Linked DNA regions of Mus musculus: region 2 is linked to region 1. A link is a contact called in ENCODE POLR2A ChIA-PET data. All regions are on one chromosome and are shown on one strand. The core of a region is the stretch at or near the end of the contact, and the rest is flanking DNA. Distances in the headings are between cores, read along the strand shown.

Evidence for each region. ChIA-PET counts read pairs that join two places held with the same protein, here RNA polymerase II (POLR2A).
Region 2: POLR2A ChIA-PET joins it to region 1 with 19 read pairs in Patski. The contact joins the enhancer-like site here to the promoter of Rbm8a in region 1. POLR2A ChIA-PET finds 5 or more read pairs at or near these places in 5 of 5 experiments (Patski and embryonic stem cell).

Annotation. Positions count from the first base shown.
Region 1 is chr3:96,627,823-96,631,687 of GRCm38, forward strand. Rbm8a (RNA binding motif protein 8a) reads left to right here and starts at 2,106. Exons shown (of 6, transcript NM_001102407.1): 1 at 2,106-2,206; 2 at 2,480-2,539; 3 at 2,655-2,732; 4 at 3,044-3,180; 5 at 3,610-3,746. The coding sequence starts at 2,140. It also overlaps the pseudogene 6330549D23Rik.
Region 2 is chr3:96,661,927-96,665,791 of GRCm38, forward strand. Itga10 (integrin, alpha 10) reads left to right here. Exons shown (of 30, transcript NM_001302471.1): 29 at 669-782; 30 at 1,039-2,593. The coding sequence ends at 1,104. Among named protein-coding and RNA genes, the nearest start is that of Ankrd35, 6.3 kb to the right of the region's middle. Within about 2 kb of position 1,750, at least 1 of the 3 ENCODE cell types and tissues checked has a DNase peak (open chromatin) inside an H3K27ac peak, as active enhancers do.

The DNA of each region.
Region 1 (3,865 bases), core at 856-3,355:
CTCAATTAGATGAATTAAATGCAATGGGTTTAATTGGATCCCGAGGTAACAAGGGCCAGGTGGCAGCATTGAATTACCAGAGACAAGGCCACATACTTAAGTTCTTCTCCACTGAAACCTCTTGGGCCAGGTCTGCACAGTTCAAATAACAGCAACAAAGTCTTTCATAGTCCTACTAACATGGCTCATTAAGCCCCACTTAAAACATTCCATGGCTTTTCAAACCGAAAGTCCCCAAATCCACAATCTTCCAAAAACATGGTCAGGCTATTACCCCAGTTTCTGGTACCAACTTCTGTCTTAGTTAGAGTTTTACTGCTGTGAACAGACACCATGACCAAGACAACTCTTTAAAAGCAAAACAGGAGCTGAAGAGATGGCTCAGCTGTTAAGAGCACTAACTGCTCTTCCAGAGGTACTGAATTCAAATCCCAGCAACCACATCGTGGCTCACAACCATCTGTAATGACATCTGATGCCCTCTTCTGGTGTGTCTGAAGACAGCTACAGTGTACTTACATATAATAGATAAATAAATAAATCTTAAAAAAAAAAAAAAACCAGAATTCCCCCCCCCAAAAAAAAAAAAACAACAACAAAAAAAAACCAAACTGGGTTGGAGAGATGGCTCAGTGGTTAAGCGCACGGACTGCTCTTCTGGAGGTCCTGAGTTCAAATCCCAGCAACCACATAGTGGTTTACAACCATCTGTAATGGGATCTGATGCCCTCTTCTAATGTGTCTGAAGACAGCTACAGTGTACTCAAATAAATAAAAAATAAACAAACAAAAAAAACCACCTGAGCGGGGAAGTGGTGGCACATGCCTTTAATCCCAGCACTTGGGAGGCAGAGACAGGCGGATTTCTGAGATCGAGGACAGCCTCGAAATACAGAGTGAGTTCCAGGACACCCAGAGCTACACAGAGAAACCCTGTATTGAAAAGAAAAAAAACAAAAACAAAAACACCTGAGATGGTTCTTCTCAGTTGTCAGGCTTACTCTCTCTGGAATGAACTACAAATCCAGAAATGAGGGGCACACCTGTGATTTTCTGTTTGGTGGAGTGGGTAGATCCACTTCTAGTCCAGACTTTAGGTAGGAAAGAACACCTCTGAGCTACATCTAGAGGCAGGAAGACACAGGCTTTTCTTTAATCTTTTGTTTGTTTGTTTTGTTTTTGTTTTTGGAGACAGGGTTTCTCTGTGTAGCCCTGGCTGTCCTGGAACTCACTCTGTAGACCAGGCTGACCTCGAACTCAGAAAGCTGCCTGCCTCTGCCTCCCAAGTGCTGGGATTAAAGCGGGCAGGCACACCTTTAACCTGGGCCACACCTTTTGCTGAAGCCTATATAAAAACATGGATGAAGGAAACTTTTGCACTTTGCCTTGCTCATAAGTCCGTTTCTTCACCGGCACTGGAGCCTACTTTTTCTGGATTCTAGACCAGCTGAGACATCCAGCCTTGTGGAACTAAGCAAATACTAGATTCTTCGACTTTCTGGACACATCTAGTTATTCTCCAATTAGCTGGACTGCAGCCCGTAAGTCATTTCAATAAACCCATATATGTAGATATGTATCAAAGGATTTCTTGCTAGTTGAAAGTTTTATGAGAAAGTCACTGACTTCACTCACCCTTTAAATTTGCCCCAACGCGGCTGCGCTCCGGACCTTCAATCTACCTGATCAACTTGGCTGTAGAACTTCCGAAACCACTTTATTTTACTTTTTATGTTTTTGAGAAAGGGTCTCATTCTGTAGCCTTGGAGCCCGGCGTGGTAGCACAGGCTTTTAATCCCAGCAGCATGTGGAAGGGGAATATAGTTGGATATCTGTAACTTCGAGCCCAGCTAGGGCTATATAGAGAGACCCTGCCTCAAAAGAAAAGAAAACAAAACACAATCACAAACCATGTAGCCTACGGCCTCATACTCGCAGAGCTCCATCGGGGTCCCAGAGTGCTGGACGTTTCTAGCGCTTCATAGTGGGGCCGCCTACATTGGCGAATTTTCACCGCGCCGAGGGCGGGACTTGGAGGCAACCTTTAATTGGTCAGCCTAACTCGTGACGTTTTTCTTCTGCGACAGCTTCCCGAGGTGCTTAGCTTCTAGAGACTCAGAAAGCGCCGAGAGAAGCAAGATGGCGGACGTGCTGGATCTTCACGAGGCGGGGGGCGAAGATTTCGCCATGGATGAGGATGGGGACGGTGAGGAGAGTGGAGGCGACTGCGGGAAGAGGGGAAGGTGCGAGAGGGGAATGCAGTAGAAATTTTCCTGGGACGTCACCCCACGAACTGGGTCTGAAAAGATAGACTCCTCCCCCTTGGGAAAGGAATTAGGGGCGGAACTGGGAAGGGACTGAAGCTGGAGTCTGTGTCGAAGCTTCCAGATAGTCTAGGAAACGCGACAGGTTTTTTTTGTTTTTTTTTTCAAATGACTCTTATTTTTGTTGCTTCTTATTTTCTCACCTGGAACTCTAGAAAGCATCCACAAACTAAAAGAAAAAGCAAAGAAACGGAAGGGCCGCGGCTTTGGCTCCGGTGAGTGTGGGGAATAGGGTAGAGTGGTCTAAGAGGCAGAAGCCCGCGAATTTGGGAGTGTGAGGGGGACACATTTGGAGGACAGTTTTCGGTGATCTGGTATGAATTCTTTTAGAAGAGGGGTCCCGAGCGCGGATGCGGGAGGATTACGACAGTGTGGAGCAGGACGGCGATGAACCTGGACCACAGCGCTGTAAGTAAATAGGACCTATGGGGAGTCTGTGTGCACTGGCACTCAAATGCAAAGTAAAGAGTTGTTTAACCAGTCTCAGAAAATTGCTTATTGTAGGTTCTTTTCAGAATTTTTCTTTTTTAGTTTGTTTGGTTTTGGGTTTTTTTGTTGTTGTTGTTTTGGATACAGGGTTTCTCTGTTAAGCCCTGGCTGTCCTGAAACTCTTTTTGTAGACCAGGTTGGCCTCAAACTCACAAATCTGCCTGCCTCTGCCTCCTGAATACTGGGCTTTTTAGCTTACATGTTCATACAACACTTTCCCTACCCAACAGCTGTTGAAGGTTGGATTCTCTTTGTCACTGGAGTCCACGAAGAAGCCACTGAAGAAGATATCCATGACAAATTCGCTGAATATGGGGAAATAAAAAATATTCACCTTAATTTGGACAGGCGCACGGGATACTTGAAGGTAGATTTTCTTGCTTCCCTCACTTACAACTCTTAGATACATTGATTATGTTGTTTTTGTGAGTTGATCAAGCACAGGTAGGAAGTGAAATGACATTGGAAATTGATTTTGTTACCCACATGAAAGAGACAGAAACAGAATGAGCATGTTTGTGTATATAATGGGGATATGTGGTGTATAGCTGCGAAATTTTTCTTGTAACTATGCATTTCTGGTTTAAGGAAAAGAGTACTTGGTTGGTGAAGTAAAATTCTGATACTTTTTGTTGTTTGTTTGTTTGTCTTGAGACAGGGTTTCTCTGTATAACAGAGCCCTAGCTGTCCTGGGCTCACTTTGTAGACTAGGCTGGACTCTGCCTCTCTAATGCTGGAATTAAAAGTGTGTGTGTGACGCCTGGCTAAGCTTTGATACTTTTATATGCTCCCCTAGGGGTATACTCTAGTTGAATATGAAACATACAAAGAGGCTCAGGCTGCCATGGAAGGACTAAATGGTCAAGATTTGATGGGGCAGCCAATCAGTGTGGACTGGTGTTTTGTTCGTGGACCACCAAAGGGCAAGAGGAGGTAAGATGAAGGGATGGGGGTTGTACATTTATTTATCTTAGTAAAGGGAACATGAGCAAGATAAATAAGGATTCAGTATTAGATCTCTGATATTCCCCTTCTGTTTTTTCATTTTCTTA
Region 2 (3,865 bases), core at 500-2,999, 34 kb after region 1:
GGAGCTGGGAAGAGTGGCAATGGGTTGGGAAAAGGATGGCCCTTCTCTCCCTCTTATTTTTCAACTTAGCTTTTAAAATCTATGTGTATTACCTGCAAGCAAGTGAGCCGTGAGTAGAGGTCAGAACCTCTTAGTTCTGGATCCCCCGGAACTAAGATGATTTTGAGTCACCATATGGGTGCTGGGAACCAAACCTGCAACCTTTTTGCAAGAGCAACAAGTGCTTTTAGCCATGGCGCCATCTCTCCTACCCAACAATGGGATTTTTCAGAGCAAAATTATATCCACTCGACAGTCCACCAGGCAGGGGTCCAACAGTCAGAAGTGGCGGTTCCATGAGTCTTGCTTCTTGCTTCAGTGTTTTTAAGTAGGAAGAAGTTTTGGTTTTTTGCTTTATTTATTTATTTTTTACTCTATTTAGGGCTGGCTTTGTTATAATGTTGACTGAGGCTGAGTTAAAGGGCAGACATAAAACACAGGTCAGGGGTGGTGATGCCTGCCTGTAATTCAAGTACTGGGGAGCTGAGAGAGGAGGCTTGCCATGAGCTGAAGGCTGGCCTGGGACATGAAATAAAAATGCCTCAAACACAAGCAAACAAACCAAGCCACAAAAAGCCACCTCAAAAGCCAAGCAAGAAAAGACAAAACAAACTCTCCTTGCTATGCAGAGTCACTTGGAGGTGATTCAGACCCACCCGACCCTCATCTCCCTGTGGATCCTCGTTGGCAGTGTCCTGGGGGGGCTGCTCCTGCTTGCTCTCCTTGTCTTCTGCCTGTGGAAGGTAAGGCCAGCATCTTATTCTGTTGGAAAGAAAGGACAGGCTCTGTGTTAGTTAGGATGGGGCTAGGGGGCTGCCATGTTCAGCTCTCCTTGACTCTGTCCCACAAATGATGGTTGAATCAACCTAAGCCAAATAAAATAAATCTGAATCTCATTTTTGGAAACAGAACAGAAGCGAAGACCTCAGATAAGCGAGGGCTATTGGCAAGGCCCCCAGCCGGGACATCTGGCAATGACTGGTATCTTTTCCTCTATAGCTTGGCTTCTTTACCCGTAAGAAAATCCCCAAAGAAGAAGAAAGTGAGGAGAAGTTGGAGCAGTGACTGACTGACTGCAGGAGGCTCAGAAGCCCACTTTGGCAGCCTTTTCAAGAGACTCTGTATCCAAAGGAGGCTTGGAGGCTCAAAGGGGAAAAGATGCTGCCAGCATGTGTCTCCAGGCCTGCAGCCTGACTTGACTTTTGAGCCATGGCGATGCTTCTGGCAAGAGATGAAGCTTTGCCTTAGCTGAGAAGGGCTGGCACCAAAACACATAATATCCTCACCCTGTGCGTCCCCCTTCCCGACGGCTTCCACAGCTAGCACAGGTTCTTTGTTTTGGACCCTATCTTCCCCATTACCAGGAGTCAAATGATTTTGCTCCCGACTCTCCTTGCAGATTCCCTTTGTCCCCCTCTCAATTCCAAAAAGAAGGTTATCCTCCGCCCCGCCCCCCCCCCCCCCCCCCCGCACACGCGTACACACTCTCTCACCTTCCTGCCTGCTCCCCACTCCACAGGAGAGAGCTGACGTTGGCTTAAAAGAAGTAAAAGTCAACATCTGCTGCTTTCCCGTGGAGTCCTGTGATTCATAGATCTGGGTGGGGAGAGTCAACAGGAAAAAAGGAGGGAGGAGAAAAAGCCACAAGAGACATTCTGTACAATTCCAGGGCACAGAGAATCCTTCAGACCGGCAACTGCCAGCCGGCTGAAACCTGAGACTTCACAGTACTCCGCCCTCAGGTGCTAGGGAAACCCAGCTGCCCCCAGGCTCTCCGGGCTGAGGCATCCCAACCCTCATCCTTCTCTGGGAGCAAGGCCAGGACTTGATGCTAAAATTTCCGGAGCCAGAGGCCCCCAAGTGGTTCAAGCTGGGATAGCAGGGGAGCTTGGTGACAATTTTCTCCATTTACTCTTCGGGGCTTTCGTAACTGAAAGCTTCACGGTGGCAGGAAGAAGCCCTTTCACCGCACCAGGTTTGGGTAACAACAGCCCCCTGAGATAGATCCAAACAAGCGGGAATCTGCATCTGGGAGGAAGCCTACATGGTTGGCATCAGGTGTCTGGAGAGTAAGCACCTTCTTGCCCAGTGTTGGCGCTATAGCGGTGATAGCCTGGGAAGACCATTCTGAGACTCCTGTCATGTGCTGTAGGTGTCTCTGCTGCAGTGAGTTTTTCAGCCCTTTCTTGATCACCTTTTCTGGAAATTGCGTGTTGACTAAACCCTCTCCCTTTTGTCCTATGTTTTGGTTCATGGGTAAGTGTAATTCTCATAGTAACGGGGAAACTCGTTGTTTATTGTAATTAAGACTTTTGAACAGCAAAGACAGTTTCTGATCTCCATAGTTTAGCTCTGACAGAGGCCCTCTTAGACTGTGATGAGAGGAAATCTGATTGAGCAGTTGACCAGCAGCCAGAGAACCGGTCTTCCCAGGCTGTTCTGAGTCTGCTTGCAATGTTTATTTTGGTGTCTCTGGTCTTCTGCAGAGAGTCCCTCCTGGGGACTGTCATGGTGAGCAAATGGTCAGAACAAATAAAATCCAGTTATCAAATGACTTCTGGCTCTGTTTGAGTTTCCTGGGATATAGAGTGCCCATGGATAGTGTTTGCAGCATTTTAATACAGCAACATGGCTGCCCTGAAAAGGATCGCATCCAAAGACCTTCTAGATCCCTGTGATCTGGATGGAATACTGACATGCCTTACTCCCAGGAGACAGAGGCAAGCAGGTCTCTAAGTTCAAGGCTAGTCTAGTATAGAGTAAGTCCCAGGTAAAGAAAAGTTAAGATCCAGGCATGGTGGTACACACCTTTAATCCCAGCACTCGGCAGGCAGAGGATGCAGATCTCTGAGTTCTGTTTAGTCAAGTCAGTGAGTGCAGTTCATTTGAATTGGGAATCCAGTGAGTTGAGAGGCAGGTCAGTTTGTAGAATTCAGAGGTGGTTTTTGGTTGTTTGTTTGTTTGGTTGGTTGGTTGGTTGGTTTTTTTTCAAGACAGGGTTTCTCTGTATAGCCCTGGCTGTCCTGGAACTCACTCTGTAGACCAGGCTGGCCTGGAACTCAGAAATCCACCTGCCTCTGCCTCCCAAGTGCTGGGATTAAAGGCATGCACCACCACCACCCGGCCAGAGGTGGTTTTTTAAGGAACAGTTTTACAGGGACAGGTTGCAAAGAGAACACGGTAGTAGGCATTGGTGAAGACAGAACAGGCCAAAGAATGAGAAGGAACCAGAAGATTAGATTGCTAGAGTTAGTTTGAGGCCAAGTAGAGAAATTCATTGAGAAGCTAAGAGAAGTCCGATTAAAGCCGGGCGTGGTGGTGCACGCCTTTAATCCCAGCACTCGGGAGGCAGAGGCAGGCAGATTTCTGAGTTCGAGGCCAGCCTGGTCTACAAAGTGAGTTCCAGGACAGCCAGGGCTACACAGAGAAACCCTGTCTCAAAAAACCAAAAAAAGAAAAACCAAAAAGAGAAGTCCGATTGAATCAGTCAGCTTGGAGAGGGGTTTGAGCCAGAACAGCTGAGCTGACCCAGCCAGCCAGAGTTCAGAAAGTGCTAGAAAGGGTTAAAGGGTGAGCTTGTTCAGAAGTAAGCCTTCAAGACAACAATTACAGCAGGTGAATAAACATTACTTTTACAATTATTGTGAATGTTTTCTGTGACTCTTCTTTCCCAGGAGATCTGCTCCATCATCCCACAATCCTCACCAGCTTCCGGGACCGTTTAAAGTTTCCTGAGAAAAACACACAGACCTGGATTGAAGTCTGTGCCTTTCATTTGTTGCCATATCATCTTGAACAGTTCATAATTTCTTGGAGGTTCAGATAA